4 separate regions of the Mus musculus genome follow, and all the other regions are linked to region 4. A link is a loop called in an ENCODE intact Hi-C map of the cell type or tissue named here. Cell type or tissue: left cerebral cortex. All regions are shown on one strand.

Region 1 (8,000 bases), 63 kb before region 4:
CCTTCTTGTTGTACATCCTGTCTCCCAGCTACCTCCAAAACTCTATGCTTTCACTGTATAGTATAATCACACCATGTAAATAGAAGCCTGGGTATATTTAAAGCCTGGGTGTGACCAAAGTATATGGAAGGGTGATTGAATTGGGTCATTCAGACTTATCATAGAAAATGAAGACCAAGGATACAATGTATAGAGCCTCCCATTTAGAACTCTGGGGAATTCTACTCACTGGACTTAAGGTTGAACTGACACCAATAAATCAAAAGTAACTGCTGTTATAATTTATCACAGTTATGATTCTATAAAGTAGTTACTTATTTGTACACATTTAACTCTCTGGTGTTTATGTAGTAACTTTATATCCCTCTTTATCCAAAATATCCATGTCCTCCTTTCACTCACTATATTACTATGCCTGGGTTCATCATATCAGTTCACTCTTTGTCATTTTTATCCAGTGCTTTTAGGATAAGTAGGAATGTTTAAAGCACTATGACCCATCTCTATTCTCAGAGGTTCTGATGCAGAATTTCGATCACTCCGCTACTCATTGCTGACAGCTTTTCTATCCCCCTCAGTTTGAATAGACACAAAGAAACCACATCTGTCAATTATTTTATCAGCAACGCAAGTGCAGAAGCATTGCTTGCAAGTGGTCAGCAGTCATTTCTGCAAGGCAGATGCTCATTTTTAAAAAGAAAAATAAAATCTGCAGTATCTACAACTTCTATGTATATGCAGAATAGTTATCTGCACTGTACCTCTTGGCATCCCTGATGTTGAGCTTATTGATCTGCCCTAATGAATTACCTATTTTGTTGACGTCTACACTCTGCAATAACAAAGTCAATCACATCTGAGTTGTCTACTTCTAATTTCCATCTATTTTGCACACTGTCTGCAAAGACAATCAGCTATACACAAAGGAGTAACTGTCACCTTGGAACCAGAAACCCCCCACCCAAGTTTTTGGTTTGTAATTTAGTCTATCATTCAGGACATTTCATTACCTTTGTCTCTGTATCTGTGTAAAAACAACAACAACAACAACAACAAAAACCCTACATCCTTTATAACCACCCCATAGTTAGACAGACATTTTGTATATTACCATTAGGAAAAGCCTTGGAAACCCAAATACCTCACTCTTTTTAATGTGTGAGGGAGTTAGGATGAGTCTTCCCATACCAATTAACCTAATCTAGATAAAGCCTCTCAGATATTCTCAAAAGCTAACCAAATCTAGATAAATCCCTCTCAAGCATGCACAGAGGCTGGTCTCCTAGGTGATTCGAAACCATGTCAAGTTGGCAATCAATATCAGACAGCATCTTATGCAATGAAAATAATAATCCATAGCATTCACAAGCAACCTCAATTTTTAAAATTGTTAATATTCTCAATAATAAAATAAGAATTTTATAAGATAACTAAGAAATAATAATTATTCCCCTACATAAAACACCTAGGCTAGCTTCCTTTTTGGTGTGTGTGTGTGTGTGTGTGTGTGTGTGTGTGTGTGTGTGTGTGAGATATGTGTGCCTCTGTGTGTATGTTGTGCATGTATGGTGTGTGTGTGATATACATGTCTGTGGTGTGTGCATGTGTGTGTGATATGTGTGTGTGTGTGTGGTGTGTGTGATATGTGTGCATGTGTGTTTCTGTGTATGTGTGTGTAGTATGTGTGTGTGATATGTGTGCATGCATGTGTCTGTGTATGTGTGGTATGTGTGCGTGTGTGTGTGTGTGTGTGTGTGTGTGTGTGTGTGTGTGGTGTGATGTACATGTCTGTCCATGGTGTATGTGTGTGCGTGTGTGAGATGTGCATGTCTGTGTATGGTATGTGTGCCTAAGTACACCTGTGGAAGCCAGAGGTCAATGTCAGGTGTCTTCTATCACCTTCCACCTTATTTTTTTAGATAAATTTCTCATTGAATCTGAAACTCCCCAATTAGCTATACTGGCTTTTCATGAAGCACTTTAACAGACAGAGCCATCTCTCTACCCCCTTAAAGATATCAATGTGCAGAGTCCGGCCTCCGTCTTTGAGAAGGGATATATTCTCAAAATTTTGCATGCTTAATATGCAATGAGCTTTAACAAATTATTTAGATGAGCCATGTGACTAGAGGCCATACATGCATGCACATACAGCTTAGCTGTAGACAGAGGCTATATAGTATATTTTAGTTATATCTAGTTTGAGGTACAGTAGACTCAAGACTCCAAACTCCTTGAAAACTAAATGTTAAAATTCGGTTTGACTAAGTTAGGTGAAACTCTATTCACTCAAGTTTAAATTTCTGCAAGATTTAAAGAAAACAGAGCAAGTCAGTAGTAGTCTGTTTTCAGGTATTATTTGCACAGGCAAGACAAGCACTAGACTGGCATGGTGCTGATGGATGAAGAGGGACTGGTTTTAAGCAGGAAGGCTTATGTTCAAAGCCATATCTACCCACAGATATAAAAATGTCAGTTCTTTCTTTCCACAGGGCTTGGTAGCAACTGAGAGACGTTTATATTTGCTAAGTTCTGCATCGAATGAATGGAAGAGCCAAACCCATGTTTTAATGACAAAATGCTTCCCACACACAGGCTAAAATAATGCTTTTACTCATGTCAGCATGTGCTCGAGCACACGCACGCGCGCGCGCGCACACACACACACACACACACACACACACACACACACACACAGAATCATCATCATCATCATTCTTAGTATCTTTCTTTTGCTTCCATTTGAATAGTTAACCTGTAGATCCAAAGTCACATAACAGCCATTTCAGCACACAGATACACACACACACACACACACACAGAGAGAGAGAGAGAGAGAGAGAGAGAGAGAGAGAGAGAGAGAGAGAGAGAGACATCATTCTTAGTAGTTTGCTTCTGTTTCCACTTGAATAGATACCCTGAAGATGGGAAGTCACACAACAGCTTTGTGCCCTATCAAGTTGCCTCCACCCAAAAACAGCTGCAATGCTTATCTAATTAAACCCCAGCGCCAAACTGTGAGATGCAGCATCAATCATTAATATTGTATTTTGGATCACTTTAAATTCTGACTGGGGGTAGGTGGTTTCCCGCACACTGGTCTCAGAAGGAGATTTTTCAAATAATCTTTAAGCAGCACTGAAAAAAATAAAACAAGCTGCCTGCTGTTCGATGAGGACTGTGCTACCCTGCTGAACACTGATTAGCTGTTAACTCTAATTGAGAGATGGATATTACTTATTCTGAAAATGCTAAGGATACTTTTATTGTGAATAATATGTAGCTTTCCTCACCTCAAAAATGTGTCTGTGGCTACTTGCCCAAATTATGAGCTGTTCCAAAAGAATAGGGGCTTCTGGTTCTCTTGTCTCTAATTTGCAGAGTCATTTATCCTGAATTGTGGCTTTTCTCCAGGTAGCCATCCACGAGTCAGCGGACTGTGATCTCCATGTGGGGTTTGTGCATAGATGCCCTGCATCTGGAGCAGGGGCATATTCTTACAGTTCTGAAGGCTCAGAGATGTTTATGTAAATCTTTGTCTCAGTCAGGCTCATGCTGACGTGCTTAGGTTTATGCTCATGAACCAAGAGGAGGAGTTTTCTCTATCGCCTTCTAAAAGACTAGAGCCAGCAAAGCAAGCCAAATGGGGCAAATTAGACAAAGAGAAACTGGCCAAAACTAAATGAATATCTGCTTCCTTCTAGCATTCTAGGAAGGATACCAGGCAGCTGTGCCAAAGCACACTGCTCCTCTTTGTGGGGAAAATGCTATGATCTACTCAAAGTCAGGGCCATCCGTCAGCACCCGCCACAAAAGGAGATGTGTATAAGAGAGGCTCCTTAACGAGGGACGGAGGACTGCAGAAGCACGGCGTGTGCCAAGCTCTGTAGAAGCACCGCTTAAAACTCAAGAGGAAATAGGGCAAATATCTGAACCATGAGGTTCCCATTCTCAAAGCCAAGATAGGTTGAGTCTGTGCCAGGGTCGTGCCTGGAACCCAGCCACATCAGCTAAAGAGGGATGGGAGAGCCAGAGAGAATACAAATAAGTGGGAGTAAGAGAGTGGAGATGTTTCACGAGCCTCGGGGGACAAGGAAAAGGAAAAGACTGTTAGAATGGCTTGCTGCAGGGCAGAGAGGCTGGAAGATCTAGGAACGTTCTGAAAGCCTACAAAAAGGATCTCTGCGCATGAAGGGACTGATCAGAGGCATCTCCTGAGTCTAGCAAATAGTCCAAAGCAGATCAGGGCACCGTGCCTTGGGCTGTCAACACAACTCAGCTCAAATTACATTTTCCCAGAGTCTCTTTGCCCATATAATTCTGAGAAACTATGTGCCAATTTAGAAAGTGGAATCTAGAGGCAGCCACATTTATGGGCTTTGATAACTGTTTATCTGCCTATTCACCTTGTTGGCTAGCATCAACTTCAGTTCTTGCTGAATCCTCTTCTTCAACTCTGTGACTGTGAAGCCAGCCATGTTCTCTCCTTTACAGGATGTGCCATTATTCCTGCCATACCCACCCATTCTCCAAGTTAGAAATTAAGAGATGGTGCAATGTCAGTTCAGATTCTGCCCATCCTCGTAGGTTACAGCTTGTGTCCCCGGTTATCACAGCTTTCCTCCAGTCCTCCATAACTCTCACATTTCTTTGACCACACTTAAAAAGGACAGTGGCTCGTCTCGGTGTATAGTGATTTAGTTATAATATTCTAGATAACTCATCATGTAGCTTACTATGATTGGGGCTTAGAAACTGGCATTAAGATGCTCTATGAATAATTAGCAGTTTCTAATTCATAGACTTTATGGCATATTTAAACATGTACACACAAACAGGACAAATATGCATATGTACACATTCACATATTAATAATATAAATGTGAATTAAGTATGACCATGTTTTGCTTAATAATAAATATACATTCTGATACACGCTTGGTTACATAATTTTATCACTGTGAAACTATAGAATGTAGTTACATGAACTAAGATAAAATATCATTCAATAATACAATTTTATATGATCACCACCCTATTCAAAGTCTGCCCTTGACCAATCTGTTATTATGCAGCATGTGATTATGTGCATGTATACACACATACACACACACATACACACACACACATGCACGCATGCACACATACACATGTACATATGTTTGTGGCAGCAAGCTAACTTGTCTGTTGGTAAGCAAGGAGGAAATCTCTCAATTGCCCTACTTTTTTGTTTTTGTTTTTGTTTTTGTTTTGTTTTGTTTTTGTTTTGCTTTTTTGAGACAGAGTTTCTCTGTATAGCCCTGGCTGTCCTGGAACTCACTCTGTAGACCAGGCTGGCCTCGAACTCAGAAATCTGCCTGCCTCTGCCTCCCAAGTGCTGGAATTAAAGGTGTGTGCCACCACACCCAGCTCTATTGCCCTACTTTCAAACACAATACTCTTCTTACATGATCACCATCATTTCCCTTTTCTTTAACCCATTCTTTGGTCATGATATCTCTAGTAGAGAGTAGAGCAATCTGCTGTTCTTTGGCTCTCCTACTTTGCACCAAGGCAAAACAAACTGTAGGCTTTCACTAGAATGGACTTCTTAGAAATGTCTACAGAATGTGAGGACCCCTGTCAGTGCATCCACATGACAATAGAACCACCCGTGCTCTGCCTCTGGGAAGCATGGGAAGAACTGTTGGTACAGAGAACACCTGGCTGAGAATGCAACCTAATTCTGATGTTATCTCCTCGCCTATCCTTCAACCTTTGGATGTGTTATGTGATATCCTTCCCTCCTTAATCGAAAACTTGAGACAAAAGTGTTTGTTCTGGCTGTCTGTAGCATTAAAATAACACCAAATGAAATTATTTATGTGCAGATTGTTCACAAACATGAAAAAACAAAACTTTAGGACCCAAATCATTCCAATTGTATTGAACTTACTTAAGCAGGAGAATAGAAGCTCAGCTACGCTCGGTAGACTTGGTGCCTGTATGCAGGAGATGAGCAACTCAGCTGGAACCATCTCTGGCTTTTGCCTTCCCGTTGATAAGACACCAGTTACTTCCCCCCTCATTTTTCCTTTCTGTAGGAGCTAACCTGAGCTCCAACATGGATGACTGAGGCTATGAGACCTGACTACCTCTAGTCATTCCTTTCTCTAAAGGACTGGATTCTGCTCCCAATATCCCACAACTAGTGAACAACGTATTTGCATGATGAGAAAAATTACTGTGAGATATGGTATCTCACATAGTTCTCATCCTCATGCTGCTGCCTGACCTAGCTCCACTCTAGACACCTTGACTTGATGCTTAACGTCTTTTCTCTTCCGGTGTCAGAATTGATAATCTCTTCTGAAAGAGAGATGGGAGGGAGAGAGATGTGGAAAGGAAAGAAGGAATGAAGAATAGAAAAATGCAACAAAATCTGTAAGATAGGAAGAGAGCTAATTTATTCTACTTTGTATTAAGGATGTGTGCTTTTTGGCAGTGAGGACTCTAATATGCTTGAAGTGTAATCGACTTAGGAATTGTAATAACAGCCTTCCTTCTGAGTGATTTCTGATGAATTAGGAATGTTGCCTCTGGCTTGTTTTTTTCATCCCTGATAATTGAAAGTCTCAAGTTAGCAAACAATTGCTTTCCAGCAAGCATTGCTCCTTTGTTCAATTGTTCATTCAACAAAAACATCTCCTGGTTCGTGTCTGTGTGCCAGACACCGTGCACTCAGTTTGCCAGGCATGCAGGGTAGAGCCAGACAGTCTGGTGTCTGAGGTTTTAAGGCCAAGAATCCAATGCTTACATCTGGCATTTTCTAATTAAGAAAAATATTTTATGCAATAATTTTGGGGTCTTGGGGTATGGTACATTTGGTGATGAGCTGACTGGACACAAAAGAAGTTGCTGAGGGGTTCCAAAGAGCTTAAAGGATGTGGTTCCCAAATCTAATTTTCTTTCTTCTTGTGGTACCAAATCTAGTGCCTGGCCCTCAGCAAGTAGGTGATTTCTTCCAATCCACAAGGAGCCCTTTTTCAGATGAAAGCGCCATTCACTACCTCAGAGATGCTTGTGTAGTAGCAGGGAATGGGAAGCAGTTGTGGCTATGGTTATAAACTCCACAGGCGATTCTTATATATATAAGCACAAAGGAGACCCACTCAGCATGAGCTGTATACATATTGTGCAACATATGAAAAATGATCAAACAGATAAATATTTTAAATGGGTGCCATATTTTAAAAAGAACACTTGGCACACCACGGGAAATAAATTCCAAAACCAACATATACGTATATGCATACAAATGATTAATTTTTTTTAGACTGTAAATTTGTAAAAGAGCAAGGAGGGGTATATGTGAGGGTTTGGAGTTTTGAAAGGAAAGGGGGAAATGAAGTAATTATATTGCAACCTGAAAATATATTTTTAAAGAAATATAGAAAGAAATGTTGGGCTAATGTTATGTATAAATTTGATTAACACAAACCAAAAGAGGTTTTAATTTTCTAATTATTTAGTGCATATACCTAAAGTCAGATACTGCCCCTGAGTTCAGGGTGACCTTGAACTATTTATCTTCCTGTCTTTACTTCCTACATGCTAAGAATATTAGCCTATGTCTGTTACCTTGAGATTAATACATTTTAAATTATTTTAATACATTTTCAAACTAATCATCTGTTCTGTGTGTTGTTCAAGATGCTTCTCAACAGAGAGAGAGGAAAAGAAGCATGTGATTAGACATTTAGTGTCTGTAAAAGCCTGAGAAGTCCTATGTCCAGGGTTCTGAAGTTGGGGCTTAATAGCAGAGCATCTACCTAATATGCATAATGCCCTAGGTTTGATCTCAAGGGGTGAAATAAGTATATAAGTAAATCTGTTTAGTATATGGGAATTTTTCCTCATGTCATGTGTCCAGACTACATTGTCCCTCCATCTGTTCCTGCTAGTTTCTTCCCCTGACCCGTCCAGATCTACCTCCTCTCAGGGTCCATTAGAAAACAAAC
Region 2 (8,000 bases), 180 kb after region 4:
TCAGTTCCTTGGACAGGGACTCCCCACTAACCACAGCTCATGATTAGAGCTCTGTAGAGGTTGTTCCTGCCTCAGTCTCCTAACAGCTGAGCAAGATTCCAGCGCCATTCTGTTTTCCATAAGGCTGTGAATCAGGCATGGGAGGGGTTCCCCCCATCACAGACATGTTAATTAAGTATAATGGCTCTACATGTCCTGTCATTGGCAATTAAGTTGGAATCTGCAGGTTATAGGGAGACATTTCTCAGCACTCAGAAAATGAAAACTTCAGACTTAAGAGGTTTTTTTTCAGAAATGTCTCATCAGTCATCATTTATTAATCTTAACATAACCTCCTTAAAACAATTACTTAGAGTTATGAATGAATTTCACAGTCATCAAACGTACTTTTTGAAGAAAGTATCTATATTAAGTATTAAATATCCACAGATTTAACAGGTAAGGTGTGTCATGTGGAACCTCCCACTGCTTTTAAAGATTGCCTTGTAAAGTCATAAGGGAAACCATTACAACACCAGAACTCCTTCCATTGAGTGAGCTGATAAATTCGCTAGGCTTTCTGAATGGACTGTTCTTTCAGAGTGGTGAAAAAAAAAAACCTGAAGCTACTTGGCATTCTGCCCTGGATTCTTTATCCTTTCTGTGTTAAAGTTCATGAATGTGTGCATTAACATTTATGTAGTATATGTGTATCTGTTTTGAGTTCTTTTACAGTCATAAAATTGTTTCTAAGGGTCATCCGTACAATAGGTAATTGGTTTAGGGAGCCTTTGGAGCTGGGAGTTTAGCTTGGGAGTGGATCACTTCCCCTGGCATAGGCGAAGCCTCGGGTTCTATGCCTAGTGTTGAAAGACAAATTAAATACTCGTGAAGTCTTCAGAAACTGATAGTGAGGTGAAGGTACTTCATTGTTGAGGGGTGCTCAGTTAACTCGTACTCTGATTCCCGGGAAGTTGGTGCTTGCCATATTACCTTTCGTTTTGCGTCCAGCGACACTATTTTAGTTAGCATGTATACTGTATTTAATTTAGCATGAGAAAGAGATGGTTAGGTCTGAGTTTATCAAGTATCTTCAATAAAGTTAATCTGAGCATGATTGGTGTTTGCGGAAAAGTATCGGTGGTAGCACCCCACTTGGATTACGAATAAATATTAATTTGTTTGACCTTCCCTTCCCACAACAGTAAGAAGAGAGGAGGATGGTTGTGGGAGCCTGGACAAAAGCCCGCTTGTCCATGTCTAGCCTATAGCCTCTATTTACTAATTAACTTGAACTCATTTTAGGACAGGAAAGAGTAGGCCAAATGGAGCCACAGAGTCACCTTCAGCATTGGTCTTTAAAGTATGAAACTGTAATGGTTGGTAAGCTCATTTCAGGCCTCAGTGCCTTGAGCTTGAAAGTTACCCTCAGCCTTGCAGCTCTGCATCCATTCTGCCCTTGGCAGGCTTGAGTTGGAGATACCATAGTTACTGCAGGGTTTAAAGTGGGTGGTTGAAGACTCTTGAGTCTTCTTCATTGTGAATCAGTTCCACTAAGGTTGCAATTCTAGAGGTTCCAAGTATCCTGAGAAGGCCTTAGATGCACTATGAGTAGTATTTATTTATTTTTTTTTTTTAGGCGCCTCTATTGCTTTAGTAAGGTCCTAACCTGACCTCCACTGTAGACACCAAAGGGCTTTGCATCCTGATGAGTAACCTGCCTTGTTCCTCTAGACCAATGGTCTAACCACACTGCACCAGCCCCTTGGTCTTCTCCTTATCATAGATCCCACCCCATCCCTTGTCTCTTGACAGAGGTATCATAATTTCAGTAACTTTTTTATATTTTTGATTTGTTTCTTTTTACTCTTTTCCCAACATGTCAAGAGTAGAATGTTCTCTGTTAAACACCAGCACCTTAGACACATCCTTAAGTACAGTGTCGATATTCAGCCTAGCATGTGCATTACCTAAGACCTGTTATTCTCAGAGGCTTGCAGGGTCCACAAGCCTTCACAGAGGAAGAACAAAGTTCCCTGGGCAAAAGATTTCGATCAGAAAATCTAACCAGGAAAGGAGTTCTGTTCTCTGATACTGTTCCCGAAGCATCACAGGGGCTGATCAATTTAGATCATCCATTCCCTCACCAATCAGCCTTATATTAAAAGTATTTCTTATACTGGGTCTTGTGCCAAATGCTGGATTGCAAAACCTAGAAACAAAGTCCATACAGCCCCATGGTGGTGGTGGTGGGGGATTTCTAGGCCCATGTGTATTATACGAATATACGTATACATGTCATACTTACGCTTGTAAAAATACTTTTCCCCCTCATGTTAAGACATTATACCCAGGGATTTGCATGTTCTAATCAAGACCTCTGGGTTGCACATTCCTAGCCTTAGTCCGGTTTGGTTTGGTTAAACTATGGCTTGAATTGTCTAGCATGTCCAGGGAGCTAAGAACAATCCCCTTCTCCACTCTTCCTCCTTAACTGTGTCATCTTAGCTCCCCGCATGTGCTGCAGTGTTTGCGGAGTGGATGGGGGTGGCCCTTGAACTGCAGGCACCCCTGACATTCCCACGCGTTTCTGTTGGTCCATCCTTTCATATATTTAGGAGCATCTTAATGTTTACATTTCCCTGTGTTTTAAATCACCAGTTTTCCCTCCCCTAGCTCATCAGTGCAGTGAACACAGACAGGCTAAGCCGTCCTCACAGACTCATGCCATAGCATGGTGTTTGCCTGTGTCTGTAAGTACAGCAGAGAATTAAAAGTTTTGTAGCAGAAACACAGTCTCTATTGGAATGAAAATGATCATGCTGTTTAATGCTTAGGCTTAATGTTTAAAGCAACCAACTTAAAGTCCTGGTCTTTGTACTTTAAGCATCTGAATATATAAAGTCAATAAAAAAGGAGGTCCGGTTTTAGGTACACATAAACTTGACATTCAGGAGTTGGAACTGAGTTAATACTATTTTATAAGGGAACAGAAATTAAGCGCTCTGAATTATGATTTAACTAGTTAGAAGGCTCTCTGAGAGACTATAGCTCCTTTTGGGTAACCTCATTAGCTTTCTTTATAGGTGCGGTCTGTATTATTAAGTCTGAACAATCTTTAACTACTTGAGTTTATTAGGAGGCCGCTTTGTTCAGCTCTGGTGACCTGGACTTTCAGAAACTGGAAGGAAATCTACTCACTGTCATCTTTAGGACTCTGGATTTTTTTTGGATATTTTTGGATTTTGTTTTGTTTTGCCTTTCTTTACTCTCTTTAAGCTCTTTTAGAAAAAGAGCTTTTAAATGTCATCAGACATTTACTTCAGAATAAGACAAAAAAATCATTAATTAAATGAGTTGAAGGTACATTTGTTGTTGTTGTTGTTTAATATGCTGTTCTCATGAGATGTTTTGTCAATACTGAAAGCTCTTTGAAAGCCTGCTCTTTCAGACTGGAGACAGGTAAGCCCTGAACTGTAAGCTTGCTAAAATGGTGAAAACAATTCCATTCTTCAACTAGTACCTTAAGCTAGGACTCAGTATCTTACTCATGTGGGAGGAGGGCTCTTCCAGAGAGGGATGGGGTTTTTTTGTTGTTTTTTGTTTTGTTTTTTTGTTTGTTTGTTTTGTTTTGTTTGTTTTTCGAGACAGGGTTTCTCTGTGTAGCCCTTGCTGTCCGGGAACTCACTTTGTAGACTAGGCTGGCCTGGAACTCAGAAATCCGCCTGCCTCTGCCTCCCATGTGCTGGGATTAAAGGCGTGCGCCACCACGCCTGGCCCTGAGGGATGGTCTTGTTACATTGTATGGCACACACTTTAAATTCTCAGCTCCGCCAAAAGTCAACAAGATCTCAGAGCTCAGAGCCTGTTTTTTGTTTGTTTATTTGTTGTTTGGTTTGGTTTGGTTTTTGTTGTTGTTGTTGTTGTTGTTGTTTTGTTCTTAAACCTTTATCCTGTTGCTGTCCTGTTTTGGTTCAGCCAGGAAATCGGGGTTTTCATTCCTTTACATTTAGCTTAAGATTTTTTTTTTTTTCTTTTGACTTAGAATCATGGTGCTTAAAAAGTAAGCCTAGTCAATTGGGTGACACACCTGTCATCCAAATACTCTAGAGGCAAAGGGAAGAGGAATTGTGAGTTTGAGGCCAGCTTAGACTACAGTAAAAAACTTACTTTATAAATAAATGAATAAGTTGGCAATAAATAAATAAATAAATAATAAAAAGTAAATGGCTGTGCCATACAGACACCTGTTTTTAGTCTGGGGTCATTGCTGGTGGGTTGTTTGTCTCTTTCTTCTCTGCCTTCATTTTCTTTGGATTCCTCCCCTGCTTGAATTTCTTTACATGGTCCCCTATGTGAGGACAGCAAGTCTGACTCTCATTCTGTGCATGGAAGCAGGCTCGGTTGGTTCCAGTACTTGGAACACGAGTCTGATGCTCATTGTGTAGCTCTGGCAGCTACAGAGCTGTGACCACCTGTCGTGATGGCCCGGTTCCCACACACACCATGATGTGCCAGTTTCGCTCCGCAGAGCTGCCAGGCAGAGGGTGGTGAAGAGGGCTAGCTTGTACAATGTGCTGCTCTTGCTGAAAGGAGGGAGGAGGGCTTCCCTCTGGAAGGAGTGCCAAGTCGGAGACGAATGCTTCATTAAATTGGTCACATCTGTTGGCACTTGTGGGTGTCAGTGCTGACAAGTGTCTTTCTGCTGGTTGGAGTTCTTCCCTTCGCTCCTTCATCCTTTGCCTCCGTTGACCTAAGGGACTGTGTCATCATGGATAATAGAGATATGGAGTGGGGTGGACCTCCCATGTTCTGAGTCTTATGCCATTGGCGCTTGTGCTAGGTAATTGCCCTGGAAAGTGGCTTTCCTCCACCTGAAAGGTACAGAATAGCTACAGATGGTTTTGTTATCTCTTCCTGTATCTTCTGAGCTTAAAAATCTAACAGTATGGACAAAGTTAGGGCCATGAATTCCAGTAGATACTTGAATAGAGAGCTGCATTCAAGATAGAATTACCTGTCTTAGGGAGACTTTATTTCTAAACAAAGATTCATAAAAATGTAACTGGATTATTCATAAATGTAACTGGAGGCAACGTTGGTTTTAAGGTTACTGTTTCTCACAGTTGCTTTTAGGTTGAAAATTATTACATTTTTATATGCATTTTATTCATATTTATTTATTTATTTATTTATTTAAAATTAGCCTCTTACATGATGAGGATACTTCCATCCTGAAGAGGCTAGAAGGCTAAGTTAAAAATGAAAGAACTTGTCTTCTAACTGTATTTGTTCACACCGAGAAGATTACTAACTTTTTGCTATCGCTGCATAGTTGCATAAGAAATGTGACAATGTAAAAGACTTCTAGTAAACATGGAGCTAAAATAAACCATTAATTTGGTTCTATATGCAAGGTGGCCTAGTGTTTCTGTCACTGCGATGAAATATTCATACTTGGAATGAGAGTTGCTAGCATTTGGTTGCCTGGTTAAAAACAGCCATAAAAAAAACCCATGAAATCCAAATTCACCTAGGTTATGTTGCAGGTTGACCTCCTTAGTTGCTTCGATGAATCGAGATTAAAAGTAAGTCTTAATTTAGGGGAATTGCATGGATTAAAAACTATAGTAGATGGGGTTGTCCCAGAACTCAGAACGGGTTTCTCAGTTTTTCTACCCACTCATGTAATATAAGCATTTTTGCCAATGCTTTGTACATTAGTTGACTCTGGTTTATAATGTCCAGGCATACTACACATTTGTGAAGAAGAACCCCATGATTTATATGATATAATTTTAGAGATTTATCCATTTATTATTTTGTGTGTATGTGTATGTGCCCGAGTGTATGTGCGTGCAGCACAGGCTGGCAGGCAGACACCCGTGTGCAAGAGTTCTCTGGACCCGGAGTTATGGGTGGTTGTGAGATACCTCACATGGGTGCTGGAAATGAAACCTGGGTCCTCTAGAAGAACAATGAATGTTCTTAACTGGTGAGCCATCTTTCCAGCCCCAGATGATACGATTTTAAAAGGTAAAGTTTTCTAGTTTGGATGCTGGAAGACACGCTAACACATATGCATGTTTAATCCTAAGGCTTCTGATAAAATACTGATAGCTCGGTGGCAAAGAGTAGATGAGAAAATGTTGGATTTAAATCAGCAGACTCATTTCATACTTTGCAAGATTTTAGAGGTGTGGATGGAATATAGACAAAGCAGTGTGCAAGGTGTCTCACAAAGCTGAGGCTGATTCTGAGGTTTACAGAGGCTGCCATATATAGAAACATAACAGGGCATACTTGTCTTTTTTTTTTTTTTCCAGTTCCCACTGTTTAAATTTCAGGAACAAGTGGTCTGGGAATGTAGCTTAGTTGCTAGAGTGCATACAAACCGTGCATAAAGCCCTCAGTTCAGGCCCCAGGTCCACAAGAACCAGGACTGTAATCTTAGCACTCAAGAGCTGGAAACAAGAGCATCAGAAATCAAGGGTCATCTTCTCCATAGTGAGTCTGAGGCCAGGCTGGAGTATAAGTCTCCCTGTCTCAAAAAAAAAAAAAAAGTGAGATGATTTTAGTCTATCAGAAATACAATTTTATATGGAATCAGTATAAAATGTAAAATACACATGATTTTTTTCACACAGAAGTCTTCAGACTCTTGTGTGGCAGTGCAGCACATCTCAGCTGGGACTAGATAAAGTCCAAGTGCTTGTTAGCTTTAATTACTTGCTTTTATATAGGAACAGGTCTGGAGTGTAGCTCTCTGCAGGTGAAGCCGTCAACTGGGTTAATAACTGACCATTGAAGTGTTGCCTTTGATCTGAAATTGCCACTGATTTTGGTTACTGAAGCTGAAGTAACTTCAGCAGAGAAGTGCCGTCACCAGGCAGGTTTTTGGGTGTCTGATATCAGAAGCCTAAGGGAGGATTTCGGTGAAGGACGTGAAATTGGAGGAGGTTTAGTTTAAGTGCTTCTATTGCTGTGATAAAGCATGGCCAAAAGGAGCGTGGAGAGGAAAGGGTTTGTTTCAGTTTGTACTTCCACAACACAGTCTGGGGTGATCAAAAACCATCAGGGTGACTTAAGAATGAAATTCAGCTCAGCTGGATTTTATTGTAACCGGTGCTACACCAGGAAGGACTTCTAGAGTCTGGCCCAGGTCATTTTACTTTAGCTGTGTTTAAGCACAGCACAATTTTGGAAAAAAATTTTGGTAACAACTGAGTCCCAAATGCACAGCAGTTTAAGATGTTTATATTGAGATTCTTTACAAAGTATATCTGGCTGCTTTCACAAGAATGGATGTTGTTGTCTTGGAGATGGTGCCCAAGAAGTTAGGGTCTAGGGAGCTTGCCTGAGTTAAACATAAGGCCTGTGGGTGTCAGGATTGGCCTGGCCCTAAGATAAACATAGAAGTCACTTAGGCTCTTAAGTCACTTAGTAAAGCACATGGGATATCACTCATAAGAATGGTTTAGGGTCTAACACAGTGTTCAAGACTTAGGGGGAAAGAGTCTGGGGTAAGTCAAAACAAAAATTCTGGAAGATACAGGCAGAGTTTGTCTCATCAGATAGCAAAGGATCGTCAGGTTGTAAAAACTACATCATTCCTTGCATTCCAGGAAGAACAGCTAAGCACCTTATTCCATTGAAGAGGTAACCTGTGTGTTCCTTCACCTTCCCTGGCTTCTCCAGTGCCTATCATGTGTACAAGACCTTATCGCCCTCTATAACCATCTATCGCTGAAGGAAGTCAGGGCAAGAGCTCAAGGCAGGAAGCTGGCGGCAGGAGCAGAAGCAGAGACAGTAGAAGATAATATTCAGCCTGTTTGTTCATACAATTCATGACCACCAGCCCAGGAACAACAGTGCTCACAGTGAGCCCTCCTACATCAATCCTCAATCACGACACGACAACACCCAAAAGCCTTGCCTTCAGACCAATCTGGTGAAGACTTTCTCTCAGATAAGACTCCCACTTCCCACATATGTTAGGATTGTGCCAAGTTGCAAAAACC
Region 3 (8,000 bases), 95 kb before region 4:
TGTGCAAAATATGCACAGCAAAGATCGTAAAAACCCCGGCTCTCAGATAACAAGGAAAGCAGAGACAGCAACTCCCACTAACTGTTCCTACCATTTTATAGAGCGCTGTGTTTCCACTGAACCTCATCTGGAAACATTCGTGAGTCACTAAACAAGCTAACTGCCTACAATAACCACTCAACCAAACAAATATCCAGAAACTGATGCTATAGACGTTAAACCATCAAAGGATAAGTGGGTGGGTGTCCTGGATCAGCATGATCCTACATGCAACAATTGAGGACAAAACAAAAATGACAGTAGAGAAAGGGAAAGGATTTGCATGAGTATCTAGACTTGTCATGCCCTCAGACTCACACAATTTTACATAGCTCACTACTTAACTGTAGAAATTAGGTATTTTTTAAACCCTTTTCCAGTGTGTGTATGTGTGTATGCACTCAGATATAACTCAAGCAAATCTTGTAGAAAAGGTGACAGCAAGTTTGGGTCTAATGTAACTCTTGTTTTATTTTGACCTACTAAAAGGCTCTCACATAATGATTCATCCCTTCTACAGAAATGAGATGTCAGGATGCAAAGGGCACCACATCCCGTCAACAGGCCATGTTTGTCTCCCAGAAGCACCTCAGGGAATTTTAACAGCAAGCACCATCTTCTGAGCCCTTCATGAGACTAACATCCGCTGGCTTCCTTTTCCACATCTGTAGGAGTAAAATTAGCAAGCAGTATGGAATCTGAGTTCTCCCCAGAGTTCAGTCAAAGGTCAGAGCTACCTTTGGGTAATTCATAGGGGAAAAAAGTTGCATAATAAAAATAATGATGTGGCATATGAATGTGGTTCCAATAGAACCATACCCTTTCAGCAGCCAGCTATATACCAACTCTCCATTTTCTGCTTGTTGTGTTTCTTAACACAGCTCTTTTTGCATCTGCCAGTGACTAAAATGTTTACCACCTCCTTGGTCTATTACTCTTGTTGCCTCAGGTCACAGAACATTCCAGTCGAGTTGCAAATTATTAGGACTGATTTTTTTTTATGCCTGTGCTGTCTAGAAAATATGCATGCATGTGTCCTCATCCTTACCCCGTGTTCACTGTCCTATACTGCTAGGATCTCTTTGTCCCTCCATTAGCCCCAATAAATTACAGTTGATTATAGCTCAGTCCCTTCTATAGTGGGTTAAATGCAGTAAAATGAGCAGGAAAATAGCAAACAAGGCCTTGGGGTGACATCAACACCCTGTAATAGCTTACTTTTACCTCTGATATTTTCACAGATGATTCTATCTGAAATTCCTCAATTTGGGATAATGATGCTGAAAGTGTATAATGTGAGTATTTGTGGTTGAGCCACAGATGATGGTAATAGTAGTGGCAGAAAGGTTGTATGTGGGTAAAAATCTAGCTCAGTGTAAAAGGCTGCTGAAGGCTAACTACACTCATGCTCAAATAAGTCCTGATGCAGTGGTCCTATCTGTAACATTAATAGGTTTTGATGTTTATTTTTTAAAAGAATAGAAGGAGAATCTCTGACAGAAAATTAAATAATAATAATAATAATAATAATAATAATAGTAAATAATAATAATAATAAACAAGTCTCTGGATTTAAAAAAAATTCCAGATCTGGGGACCCAGGATTCAATCCCCATCACTACAAAAATAAATATAAAGAAAAGGTGGGGGGGGGGGCATGTACCTAAAACTTCTCATTCACTGTGATCATTAAGCATTTTATTTGAGCCACCTATGACAATGAGGACATCTGACTATGGCTCCACCTGTACCTAACTATAAGGACCACTGCTATATATAGCATGAGGTGTTCAACTCTTTATTGAAACTCCATTTACCCACCCCGCCCCATGTTTTTGTTTCTTGAGTAGCTTTAGATAGAGAAATAATGACCACAGTGAAAAGCTCTCTCTGGGATGGGAAGATTAAGCTGAAATTTAGTAGGGACCTGAGATGTACAGAACCAGGAACAAGAGAAGTTTGATCTATGCCTTAGCTTGGGTTTTATTGCTGTGAAGAGACAACATGACCAAGGCAAATCTTATAAAAGAAAATATTTAACTGGGGCTGGCTTACAGTTTCAGAAGTTCAGTCCATTATCTTCATGGTGGGAAGTATAGCAGCATGCAGGCAGACATGCTGGATGAAGTAGATGAGAGTTCTACATCTTGATCCGAAGACAGTCAGGAGGAGACTTCTCTGCAGGCAGCTAGGAGGGGACTCTCTTCCACACCTACATGGGGGAAACTTTAGCCTCAAAGACTATGAACACAGTGACACACTTCCTCCAACAAGGTCACACCCATTCCAACAAGGTCACACCTCCTAACAGTGCTGCTTCCCATGGCTAAGCATATTCAAACTACTAGAGTCTGTCATCTCCCCCAACTCCCTGCATCCACCAAATATGATCCTTCCTGGCCCCAAGCCTTTACTTCTTCAGACCCTCTCTAGTCTGAAATTTTACTCAGACACTTCATTTAATTCTTGCCAAACAATTCACTATGCTGTAAGTTATTATGCAAAAGTCCTCACCACACCTTGGAATCACATCCTTCTTAGAGACTTACCTTTAACCCCCACTCTAATCTAGGTATCCTTTCTGATTATCTGCTCTTCATTTTACCCTAAACACCAGTACCCTGCATGATAAAACTATAGCAAACACACTAATGGTGTTCTTCATTGTGTTGGGCAAAAGTATTCTTCTCTAGTCTCCAAAGTGTGTTCCTTAAAAGCTATATTGATTTTCTCACTCATTTCTTTATGCCCCCTCTCATGCTACATACACTGAGACACCTTCAAGAGCCTCAATGTCCTCCATACTCCTACACTTCTAGGTAAATGGACTTGATTTCCTTCGAAAGCCCAAGTGTCCTGCCTCTGTCCTTGATACCTTCTCTCAGACTTTAGTTCTTCATTCTATTCTCCACAGACAAACTTCTCCCTCCTGACACTTGGATACCCTCAAATTATTCCTTGCCTTAAACCAAAGGCCGAAAGGAAAACATGTGAAACAAGACATCTCTTCTCCCTACCCAACTATGTCTAAATGGCTCCTTTTAATGCTTCCTCCAGCCTAGTCATAAATCCTCACATACCCTCCCTAACCATATTAATGATTTTCCCTTCTGTAGAAATCATCCGTCAAACACTATTTCTTAAAAAGAAATTCCTAGGTCAGAGCATCAGAATATTATTTTACTACATTTCTTACTGAAGCTTGATTGATTTCTTAAATGTACTTAAAAAATCAATATGCAATAGGGAAATAAGTCATAAGTTAAAAGTTCAAGGGATACATACAAACTGCACATGCCTACATGCTTAGCACCCAGTCTAAGGAAAGAACATTATCAAACTCCTAGAATCCAGTGTTCTCTCTCACCCCCTGGAATACACCACCCCACCTTTCACTAACTGTCACACTGGCTTCTGAATCCACATTAATGTTGCCATTTAGTAGTACTCTAAAATAGAAGTGTACAGAATGTACCTTTTTCTGTTTATCTTCTTTTATCAGATATTGGGCCTACTGATTCCTGATGTCTATATTTATGGCTTACTCATTCTTATTGCTGTTTTCTAGCATTACCTGTATATGCTATGATTTATGTATTTTCTGTTGATAAACATTTGGGTAACTTTTAACACAGTTGTATTATTTAATAGTGGTGCTACAAATATCCTACTGTGTATGAGTGTTGAATTTCTTCAGGATGTGTCCCAGAGGTGGAATTTGAGGACAACTTCACTATCAAAAATACCAACAAGGTCCACTCACACTAGCAGTGGATGAGAGTTCTGGCTGCCTGTATGCTCACCAACACTTGGTGGTTTCCTGATCTTTTCATTTTGCCATTGTAATGAGTGTACATTTATGATTTTTAATTCAGTGAATTCAATATCTTCAATCACTCCATATTTAACATGAGAGACTCCCTCCTTTGTACCACAAACTCACTCCTCACTGCAGAACATGTTGGTCTTCAGTGTCTCTTCTCATGTACCTTTCTCTTCCAACACTCTCAGGTCTGCATAATGTTTTTTCCTTTCCTTTACAAATTCTATTCCATGATCCCATTATTTGCTATCATTAAGTCTTACTTCCTTCAAGACAATATATTTACAACAGACAATAAAATTCCACAATTTTATTCACTCAACCAATGGTTACTTTATCCTTTACTAAATTCCTGACTGTTTGGGATACCAAACACTTTGAAAAGAAGCAGAGATGAATTGTTTAAGAAACAATCCTGGTTGGCTAGTTCTAGTGCCCACCTACATACCAGCACCTGGAAGATAGAGGCAGTGGAGTCAGACATTAAAAGTCATCTTTGGCTACATAGTAAGTTCTAAACCCAGTCACCTGGACTAAATGAGATACTACCACAAAAGAATGAAAGAATGAACAAAAGTACAAAAGAAAGAGAGAGATGTGGAAGAAGAAAAACCCTTGCCTTAAACAGCCTACTATCTCCACAACAAACAACAGCAAATCAATCTCCATTGGCAGTACCTAAGCATACCACACTAGAGGTTTGCTGAGACATAGAAATAACTAAAAAGGATAATAAGCAATATGAGCACTCAACCCTAAGACTTCAGTCTCCAGTGTTGGAGAAGAACTCACATATGAAAAGCATGGAGAGTGTCTTTCACACACTAACACTGTTTGGAATGGTTAAAGATGTCTGTGAAATAGAGAATAGAACCCATAGAGAAGTCTGCAAACATACACTGAAGGGCTTCCATACTTTCCCAGGAAGTGACTGAATTCATAAGTCAAGGGATCTACAAATATACTGGGATAACATTGTTTAATTCACTGAAAAAATTATTTTAGTTCCAAAGCTAAGTCAGCCATATGTCCTGGATTTTCCAGGACTCTGCTGATTTAAAATATTTTGTCTTACCAGGCCATGTGTCAGAACACAGCCCACAGCCCATTTAAGGTTAGAAAAATTGTGTTACCATAACCTCATTCCATCCCACATGCCATATTGTTTTTTTCAAATAAATGGTGACCTTGTTTCTGGTGGGTATCCTACACAGAAAACAATCTTGGTTTGTGAGCTTGCAATGTATGCTTATGAATATTCAAATGCACAACTCCAATTAAAATAAGAGCTGAAAGTCTGTGCTACAGGCAAGAAAAAAATACTCTGCTCATAGCTGCATTTGCTTTACTAACAACAGGTTGTAGCCTGACAGCCTGAGGGTAAAAATAATTAATGTTTTGTTCTTACCTTGTTATCATACATCTAATGAATCATATTTTGATTTTGCTTTACATTTGTTGAAGAGCCATAGACAGGTCCAATATAACAGAAGAAGCTGCAACTTTTTTGTCCGGTTCAGATGAGCACTGCTATATTTAGGAGCATTATATAGCTCAGTCTTTACAGAGAGATAAATGCCAGGAAGCCCATTCCAACTAAGAAGAATTTAAGAAGTATCTCAAACTTTAGGTTTACCCAAGAACAATCTGCAGGTCCAGTCCAGAATGCATAAAAGCTACATCATTTAGTGGTGGTGGTACTAGGTACTGAGCATTATACATGCTAGGCAAACACCCTACCACTGAGCTATATCACTAGTTCAATGTCAATTTGACACAACCCAGAGTTATTAGAGAGGAGGGAGCCTCCCCTGAGAAAATAGGTCCTCCATCTATACACAAGCCTGAAGGACATTTTCTTAATGAATTATGAGGGAGCACCCAGTCCAGTGTGGGTGGTGTCATCTCTGGGTTAGTGGTCCTGGGATGTATAAGAAAGCAGAATAGATTTGACCTTAGTACAAGGAGATAGAAATGGATCAATTTGCATTCTTCTACATGATAACCGCCAGTTGTGCCAGCACCATTTGTTGAAAATGCTGTCTTTTTTCCACTGGATGGTTTTAGCTCCCTTGTCAAAGATCAAGTGACCATAGGTGTGTGGATTCATCTCTGGGTCTTCAATTCTGTTCCATTGGTCTACTTGTCTGTCACTATACCAGTACCATGCAGTTTTGATCACAATTGCTCTGTAGTACAGTTTTAGGTCTGGCATGGTGATTCCACCAGGGGTTCTTTTATCCTTGAGAAGAATTTTTGCTATCCTCGGTTTTTTGTTATTCCAGATGAATCTGCCGATTGCCCTTTCTAATTCGTTGAAGAATTGAGTTGGAATTTTGATGGGGATTGCATTGAATCTGTAGATTGCTTTTGGCAAGATAGCCATTTTTACAATGTTGATCCTGCCAATCCATGAGCATGGGAGATCTTTCCATCTTCTGAGATCTTCTTTAATTTCTTTCTTTAGAGACTTGAAGTTCTTATCATACAGATCTTTCACTTCCTTAGTTAAGAGTCACGCCAAGGTATTTTATATTATTTGTGACTATTGAGAAGGGTGTTGTTTCCTTAATTTCTTTCTCAGCCTGTTTATCCTTTGTGTAGAGAAAGGCCATTGACTTGTTTGAGTTAATTTTATATCCAGCTACTTTATTGAAGCTGTTTATCAGGCTTAGGAGTTCTCTGGTGGAATTTTTAGGGTCACTTATATATACTATCATATCATCTGCAAAAAGTGATATTTTGACTTCTTCCTTTCCAATTTGTATCCCCTTGATCTCCTTTTGTTGTCTAATTGCTCTGGCTAGGACTTCAAGTGCAATGTTGAATAGGTAGGGTGAGAGTGGACAGCCTTGTCTAGATATAGCTCTCTCTTGTGAGACTATGCCGGGGCCTAGCAAACACAGAAGTAGATGATCACAGTCAGCTATTGGATGGGTCACATGGCCCCCAATGGAGGAGCTAGAGAAATTACCCAAGGAGCTAAAGGGAACTGCAACCCTATAGGTGGAACAACAATATGAACTAACCAGTACCCGGGAGCTCTTGTCTTTAGCTGCATATGTATCAAAAGATGGCCTAGTCGGCCATCACTGCAAAGAGAGGCCCATTGGACACGCAAACTTTATATGCCCCAGTACAGGGGAACGCCAGGGCCAAAAAGGGGGAGTGGGTGGGTAGGGGATTGGGGGGGGTGGGTATGGGGGACCTTTGGGATAGCATTGAAAATGTAAACGAGGAAAATACCTAATAATAAAAAAAATAAAAAAAATAAAAAAGAAAGCAGAATAAGCAAGTCATGAGGAGTAAACCAGAAAGTATCACCTATCCATGGTGTCTTAGTCAGGGTTTCTATTTCTGCATAAACATCATGACCAAGAAGCAGTTGGGGAGGAAAGGGTTTATTCAGCTTACACTTCCATACTGCTGTTCATCACTAAAGGAAGTCAAGACTGGAACTCAAGCAAGGCAGGAAGCAGGAGCTGATGCAGAGGCCATGGAGGGATGTTCTTTACTGGCTTGCCTCCCCTGGCTTGCTCAGCCTGCTCTCTTATAGAACCCAAGACTACCAGCCCAGAGATGGTCTCACCCACAAGGGGCCTTTCTCCCTTGATCACTAATTGAGAAAATGCCTTACAGCTGGACCTTGTAGAGGCATCTCCCCAACTGAAGTTCCTTTCTCTGTAATAACTCCAGCCTGTGTCAAGTTGACACCCACAACCAGCCAGTACACATGGCATCTGCATTAGTTCTTGCCTCCATGATCCTGCCCTGAATAAATTACTGCCCTCACTGCTTTTGATGAGAAAATGTTATGTGGAACTGTGAGAGAAATAAACCTTTTCCTCCCCAAGGTGTTTTGGTCACAATGCTTCATGGCAACAGAACCCTAATGAAGACAATCTCCCATCTCATTTTACTCTTTATTTTGAGACTAATTCTAAAATTCACTCTGCAGCTCAGGCAAATGTTGAACTTCTAGTTCTTCCGCTTTAGCCTCCAGATTAGAATAGCTGTAAATATATGCATGGAACACCAAACCAGCTGCCACAACTTCTAACAATCTTCTACCTTCTTATTTTGCATCAGTCTGCTTGTCAGTCTCCTTTCCTCTGCCTGATTCTAGCTCTTTGTTCTG
Region 4 (8,000 bases):
TCTAGTCGGTGAGACAAGGACCTGAATAGTGTTCCAATTCATATGTGGATACTCTAACTCTATTTCACTGCTTAAGGATGTGACTATATTTTCAGATAGGACCACTAAAGAAGTAAGTAAGATATGAGGTAAAGTGGACCTAGTCCAAACAGACTAAACTTCTCTTAAGGAGAAATTATGACTCAGACCCCCAGAGAGAGGAGAGCATACAAAAAGGCTGCAATCTCTCAGCAAGTTGAAAAATAGAGAAAAAAAAAAAAAAACTTCTTCCACCTTGATCTTAAATGTTCCACCACCAGAATGACAAGTGGCCACCTTGTCTGTGATTGATAGTTCTGACAACCTTGGCCAGCCTATACGGAAACCCCCAAGCTATAGAAAGAACTCGATAGCCACTAGATTGGTAGCCTATGGGTTTCACAATCTAGACTCATCAGAGAGTCAAGGAAAAGACTGCTAAAGTTGCTTTTCAGACTTAACCCATTTCTCTATTCCTCTCTGAAAGCTGCTGTTATAACAAATGATGAATGAAAACTCATTCTCTCATCACTTTGGGACTGGAAGACAGATGACAGGAGGCCAACAAGATTGAGCCTCCTCAGTAACTCTGGGCAGAGCCCTTCCTTGCCTCCTCCTGACTTCTGGTTGAAGCCTGGTAGTCCTTGGCTTGCACTTATATCACCTGTGTCTCTGCCTACATCATCTACTGGGGTAGTCTCTATGTGTCTATCTTCCTATGGTGATCTTCTCATAAGGACACCAGTCATAACTGATCAAGACCTTCACAGCCCAAGATGATTTCATCTTGACTAATTTTAACTACCCCAGTTCCAAGTAAGGTCACATTCCACACTATCAGGGGCTAGGACTGCAGCATATCTTTTGAGGAGACCATTCAAATTCACAGCTGTTGTCCATGAACATCCTCAGTAAGATGAAGAAGTAGAGCAGCAAACAGGAAACTATCCTGTCAATGAAACAAGCACTGTGGGCCTGACTCTAAAATACATGCAGATATCTCAAGCAAACAGACCCAGATGACCAGCACCAGCTGACTTGACAAGATACCAAGCTGTAACATCACCTCATTTGATCAGTAGAGATGTTGTGCAGGGGCTGAAAAAGGAAGATGATGTCATCTGCCAACTTTTACATTTCTAGAAATACAATGTGCTTTTACAAAGAAATCCTAACTGGTACACTGACATGAACAAAGAAAAGTTATTGTATTGTCAATACCCTGCTCTGAAAATTCAAATGGTCTTTATTTATACCTTCAACTACCAAATTAAAGCCAACTAATTGTGATAAGTCCCTCTCCAATTCAAAATCACCAAAGAATACTTTGGATTCTCAGAGTCAAGGCTCTTATCTCCCAGCATCAACAGCCGTGGCACTAGTCAATGAAAGCCAGTTTATTTGTCATTAAGGAAGACTTGGGGACTGGAGAGGAATGTTAGGGAGCCCATCTATCCTATCCACTACAGCCAGTAATGCTGAAAGCCAGACAGTCACCATGCAAACAGGCACAGACCTCAGAACACACAAATTATTTGGCTCTTGCGAGCTACAATCAGAGTCAAAATCTTACAGATCCAAACCCATGTTCCTTTTCCTACCTAAAAGATTCTTAAAAGTTGTTAAATAATCTAGAATGTGCCCTAAAGCAAGTTATATTCATTAGGATCCATTAGAATTCTTTCTGTATAGAGTATGTGCTGTTTGGTGAGTCTGGGATCTAAGGGCTTCTCCCAAGATCTTCAGAGGCTCTATTGGTATTACTTACCCAGGTGTTATGACCTGTGTAAACTGCAAATGGGGAACAAAAGCTGAAGTTTTGTAATATGGAACTCACACTTTGTAGGAACATGTGCTTTCTGATTCTGGTATCTACAAAAAAGTTGTATCCCAAATCCTTCTGGCTTCCTTTCCCATAACCAACTTTTCCTCATGCAGGTAAAACAACTTTCCTGGTTGGTTTGGTCTAAGTCCATTGTGTGGAACTAAGCACCTACTCTTCTTAGAAGGGCAGAGACTCAATCTTGCCCATCTGTGCTCAAAACAGGGAAATGGTCCTTTGGTAAAATCTTAGAGATCTTCTTATTCTGGCATACTTTCAGAGAGTACTGTTCCATGTTTACTAAGGAAAAGAAAGAGGCTACACACATACACTAACTGGCTCATACATCATCTCTACTAACATGTGGTCACACTAGCACTCTCCCGAGAGGCCTGTATGAAAACAGTGATACACGTAGAATTTCCCAGGCTTTAAAAGGATAAGAACTGCCAAGATCTTACCAAGGGGAATCCTGTTTACATAGTCTTTTGATTAGGAAAACTCTTAGATAAATCAGTGAACATGCAGAGGAACAGGCATAGAAATAAGGATATCTGGGTTGATAGTAATTGTCTTCTCCAGTCCACAGTCATGTTGGTCAGCCTGACTTGTTCACATGAGAGCTCTCTCTCTCTCTCTCTCTCTCTCTCTCACACACACACACACACACACACACACACACACACACACACACACACTCCACAACTAATTAATGGATTTTGGCAGTATATCTAGACCAGGCCAAGATCCCTTCTCTGGGCACCTAGAATTTAATACATCAGAATAACAGAACAGACAGGCAGGCATGCTTTGAAGCTAGGTCAAGGTTGAGGAGGTCTGGATAACTAGTTGTGCCTGCTCTGTATGCAAAGATACAAGGAAAGCCCAGCTGTCAAAAGCAAAGAATGAAGCTCAAATACAAACAAACAAAACAATAGTAAAATAAGAAACAGAGACTAAGAGATGGACAGATCCTTCTTTCATCTTTTTTTCCGCCAACTTCTCAGTTTCTGCAGGATTTACTTCATGCTCCTCATAGTCCTGGATATCCGTGAGACTTACTTAAATCTCTGTAATCAATCTTCCCCTTTTTATTAAGTTATTTATATATTTCTCATAACAAAAAAAAAAACAAAACAAAAACAAACAAACAAAAAAAAACACCACCTATGGCAGAGCCATTGGAAAAGCCCCTGGGTATATGAGTGGTAACAAAAGACTTAATGTCTGATAATACCTTGAGTATCTGTGATATCAGTCTGTCTGTTCACTCCCTTGGATATGCAAACAGTAACGAAGTGATACTCATTTGATACCAACAAAAACATTCCCCAACCCAATCTTGGTGTGTGAAGCCTCTCTTGGGGATGTTCCCATTGACTTGCATGGATATGCCCAGTCCTTGAAAATCACAGCTGAAGAACAGACTGTGGAAATCAGATGAAAAACAAGAGACTCAGCATGTCCCAACCAGACCATCAAAACATAATGACAATCATTATATCAATCACGAGTGATGCTGCTTAACAGCTCTTTTTGAAGAAGAAATAAAATGGAAGGAGAGGGAGGACATGCTTGGCATTGCACTGAAAAGTGTGAAAATGGTCATTCCTATGGCATGATTTCTGTCTGGAACACTGATGTCCACTATGTAGACAGTGATCAAAATAAATACTGCAGGCACGTCTCATGAAAAAAAGCCAGAGTTCCTTTTCTGATTTACTGAAAAGGCTCATGGCTTACATACCTCATTCCTTTATTTCCAAAGCCAGGGGTTGGCAAGGCTCTCCCCTGACTGAGCTGCATCTCCAACACTCCCTTTAAAGAATGTATAAAGCTGGAGTGCCCAGAGCTGGCCCAGGGCACCAAGACCCAGCTGCCACACTCCTGGAATGCAGACCACTGCCTGCCACAGTGATGAAAGCCCAGAACAGGCATCTCCAATGCTTTGATTTGCAAGAACAGCTTGACATCCATAGCAACGCGGTTAACGTGAAAAACACAAGATAAAAACATTCCATTTAATTAAAAGCCCACAGTTCAATGGTAGTATAATTATTACAAGTGCATTTTATGGCTGTCTGCATTCGTTGTGGGTACATAAATTAATATGCAAATTTCCAGCCCTTCTCCTGTTCTTAAGCAGTCCTCCCCACTATCAATCTTTTCTCCAACATGTCAATTGTGTAAAGCATGGCTTTTTAAATGCAAAATAAAATTCACATTTACAGTGCTTCTGAAATCTCTCTAAACTGCTAAGCTTTGGTTTAGATAGATGGTGTTTAATTAACAGAGTTCACCTCTCTCCAAGGGCCCCCCAGGACAACAGAAACAAGGCCAAGGCATGCCCATGGTCTTCAGTCTGGCCAAGATTAAAGACTATTTCTCCATCTCAAGGACCACCTATCAAGGTATTTGTGATTCTCCATTCACTACAGCAAGAATTATAGGGAAACGTTGTTCTGATTTACAGAAAAGCAAATTCCTGTCCCTAGACACATGAGCTTGATATTATTCACCAGGGAAACTCAAGAAGAAAGCATTATTTAACAGATGGTGAGTAGGTGTTCAGAAATTTGTAGGCAGTAGACTCTAAGAACTACTGGTGGATGGATATGCATAAGAAGAGCTCCAACATATAAAAAGGACACATGCTCTACTATGTTCATAGCTGCCTTATTTATAATATCCAGAAGCTAGAAAGAACCCAGATGTCCTTCAACAGAGGAACGGATACAGAAAATGTGGTACATTTACACAATGGAGTACTACTCAGCTATTAAAAACAATGACTTCATGAAAATCTTAGGCAAATGGATGGAACTAGAAAATATCATCCTTCTTAAGATAACCCAATCACAAAAGAACACACATGGTATGCATTCACTGATAAGTGGATATTAGTCCAAAAGCTCCGAATACCCAAGATACAATTCACAGACCACGTGAAGCTCAAGAAGAAAGAAAACTAAAGTGTGAATACTTCAGTCATTCTTAGAAGAGGGAACAAAATACTCTCAGGAAGATATACGGAGACAAAGTGTGGATCAGAGACTGAAGGAAAGACCATCCAGAGACTGCCCCACCTGGGGACCCATCCCATATACAGACACCAAACCCAGACACTATTGTGGATGCCAATAAGCGCTTGCTGACAGGAGCCTGATATAGCTGTCTCCTGAGAGGCTCTTTAAGAGACTGGCAAATACAGAGGTGGATGCTTGCAGCCAATGATTGGACTGAGCACAGGGTTTTCAATGGAGGAGTTAGAGAAAGGACTGGAGGAGCTGAAGGGGTTTGCAACCCATAGGAAGAACAACAATATCAACCAACCAGACTCCCCAAGAGCTCCCAGGAACTAAACCACCAACCAAAGAGTACACATGGAGGGCCCCATAACTCCAGCCACATATGTAGCAGAGTATGGCCTTGTCCAACATCAATGGGAGGAGAAGCCCTTGGTCTGGGGAAGGCTCAATGTCCCAGTGTAGGGGAATGCCAGGGCAGGGAGGTGAGAGTGGGTGGGTGGGTGGGTGAGCACCCTCATAGAAGCAGGGGGAGGGAGGATGGGATAGGAGAGTTCAGGGGGCGGGAAAGGAGATAATATTTGAAATGTAAATAAATAAAGTATCCAATAGAAAAAGAAAAAAAAGAAAAGAAATAAAAAGAAATGTTCAATGACTTTAGTCATGGGGGGTTGTAGTCTCCCCTCCCCTAGCCTGAAACCTGCTTGCTCAGGGGTGGAGCTTCCTGCTCATTCGTTCTGCCACGCCCACTGCTGGAACCTGCGGAGCCACACACGTGCGCCTTTCTACTGGACCAGAGATTATTCGGCGGGAATCGGGTCCCCTCCCCCTTCCTTCATAACTAGTGTCGCAACAATAAAATTTGAGCCTTGATCAGAGTAACTGTCTTGACTACATTCTTTTCTCTCGCCACCTAGCCCCTCTTCTCTTCCAGGTTTCCAAAATGCCTTTCCAGGATAGAACCCAGGTTGTGGTCTGCTGGCCGGACACAACAGGGGGTGAGGGGAGAAGTGGTATAGTAGGCACAGGCATGCCACCTGATTTCATCTACTTTGACAGAATTGCTAAAGTGAGTCAATAATAATGATCAAAATCTGTCTGAACCTATAAATATGCACATTTCAAGATAAAAATATATCAATAAAGTTTGGGGCTAAGTCTTTCATGACTACCTAACAAACATGTGCAGACATGTTTTACATGTAAAATGCTCCTCACAGGTTCATCACATGTTGAACACTTTTCCCAAGCTGGTGGTGCAGTTTGAGGAGGTGTGGGGAAACTTTAGGAGGTGGGGTACAACCAGAGGAAGCAGATCACTCAGGAACAGATCTTGAGGTTTACAACCTGGCTCCACTCCCAGTCTCCTGCTTTCCTGACCTGCCCAGGTGTGAACCAGCAGCCTCATATTTTTAGTACTACAGCAGAAGCTTATCCTGCAACTATGCCTTTTCTCCATGATGGACCCTCAAATCTTGAGCCAAAATAGTTGCTTTCTGCTTTAGCCACTCCTTGTAAGGTATTTGATCCCAGTGACCAGAAAAGCAGATAACATGATATAGTTTGTGAAAATCTTGTTTGACTAGTAACACTGAGTTTATTACAGCATGAGTAGTTAAGAGCCCTTGAAGTTCTTGTTCACTTCCTAGCACCACATGATAGCTCACAACTGCCTGTAACTCCAGTTTCACCCACTTTTGGCCACCATGGACACTACATGCATATAATACACATAAATTCATGTAGATGAACACATGTACACATAAATAAGTCTTTAAGAGAAAAACATTAGGTGCTTGAATGAAAGACTTCAAGGTGGGCCCCCAAAGCCCCAAGTTTTGTCTTGCTCTGGCAATGATACTAGTGTCTTAATAGAACTGGAGAAAATGTGCTTGGGTAATTTACAAATGTTCCAGACTAAAGAGACAGCTACAGTATACACTTCTAGAATTAAAGTTCCCAAACAAAAACATCCCAAAGACTGAGCCTATTAAGTAAAAAAAAAAAAAAAAAAAAAAAAAAAAATTCAACTCTCCAAGAAGAAGGACTTTCCTGTATATTGGGTTTTGCTTGTTTTTAAGTTGTCCATGAAACTGATGGTGGTACCCTTTAGCTTGGCATGGATGACTAAAGAATTGTTATGAATCATTAAAATGAAGAATATACAATATTACTAAAAGGCAAGGGCTTTCTTTATAGTATTACCAGTGTCAAGAACAGTGTCAAGACCAGGATTCCAACTGAGGCTCAGTGGTAAAGCACTTGTCTAGCATATGAAAATCCCTAGTATTGACCCATGGTATCATAATAAGATAAAATAAACTAAAGAACAGTGACTAACATATAATATATTCTAAGTAAATATAAATTGGTCAGGTCCTGTATTTCCCATCTCTACCCTAAAAATAGAAATTATAGAAATTTGGAAAACATATAAAGACATTAAAAATCCAAAAACTTCCTTCAAGTCTTTTCTTTATGTATTTTCCCATGGTGAAATAAACTTTAAAATGGTAATTAATTTACATTATAAAAATTATTTCTATATCATGTATCTTCACAAATATATTATTTTCATGGTTCTGTATCAGTTCACTTTGTACATGTACATCCATTTTCCTAACCACCCATAGTTTATATGTGGGTATTTAAACATGAGCCTGACAATTATCAATATAAGCAAAACTTTCATTATGTTTTATAATGAGTAATAAATAGCCTTCTTGAAGTAGTATATGCCTAAAACTAGACCAAGTGTGTGTGTCGGGGGGAAGAATAACAGCCAAGAAAGCAATTATTCTTCCTAAAATACTAAATACTAAATCCTAAAATACAAATGCTTGCCAGGGTTGTGGGGAAAGTCCACTGAAATTTGGCAAATCATGAGCTCTGGAAGACCAGAGTGATCTCTGGCAACACCATCTACTTGTTCAATGACAATCTGAGTTAGCTTCTTGTAAATAAGGCTTGATTACCAATTCTGTGAGATGGACTTCATTGGGTTGTTACAGTGGGAAAGTGATGCCTACAAATGCCTGAAATCACTCAGTAAAAGGCAGCTGCTCCTTGGTTCACTTTGATTATTCTACCACTCTCATGAAATCACAGAAGCATGCATTGTTTTTAAGTTTGGA

Evidence for each region. A loop is a pair of places that touch in the nucleus more often than their neighbours do. Peaks named below come from ENCODE experiments on the same cell type or tissue, not always from the same donor. Only the 100,000 strongest peaks of a DNase experiment are listed, where the experiment ranks them.
Region 1: a loop joins it to region 4, with 4 times the contacts of the local background. A loop is called at or near these places in 2 of 42 quality-filtered maps.
Region 2: a loop joins it to region 4, with 8 times the contacts of the local background. A loop is called at or near these places in 2 of 42 quality-filtered maps.
Region 3: a loop joins it to region 4, with 11 times the contacts of the local background. A loop is called at or near these places in 2 of 42 quality-filtered maps.

What each region holds. Positions count from the first base shown.
Region 1 is chr14:123,198,018-123,206,017 of GRCm38, reverse strand. The region is part of intron 1 of Gm33906 (a long non-coding RNA gene); the gene reads right to left. Among named protein-coding and RNA genes, the nearest start is that of AA536875, 34 kb to the right of the region's middle. In left cerebral cortex, no CTCF peak of the experiment used is centred here; DNase peaks (open chromatin) are centred at 2,528 and 3,822; H3K4me3 peaks cover 868 bases; H3K27ac peaks cover 1,083 bases.
Region 2 is chr14:122,954,645-122,962,644 of GRCm38, reverse strand. The region is part of intron 5 of Tmtc4 (transmembrane and tetratricopeptide repeat containing 4); the gene reads left to right. Among named protein-coding and RNA genes, the nearest start is that of Tmtc4, 25 kb to the left of the region's middle. In left cerebral cortex, no CTCF peak of the experiment used is centred here; a DNase peak (open chromatin) is centred at 4,487.
Region 3 is chr14:123,229,956-123,237,955 of GRCm38, reverse strand. All of the region lies in intron 1 of Gm33906 (a long non-coding RNA gene), which reads right to left. Among named protein-coding and RNA genes, the nearest start is that of AA536875, 65 kb to the right of the region's middle. In left cerebral cortex, no CTCF peak of the experiment used is centred here; a DNase peak (open chromatin) is centred at 4,966.
Region 4 is chr14:123,135,350-123,143,349 of GRCm38, reverse strand. The region is part of intron 1 of Gm33906 (a long non-coding RNA gene); the gene reads right to left. Among named protein-coding and RNA genes, the nearest start is that of AA536875, 29 kb to the left of the region's middle. In left cerebral cortex, no CTCF peak of the experiment used is centred here; a DNase peak (open chromatin) is centred at 4,416.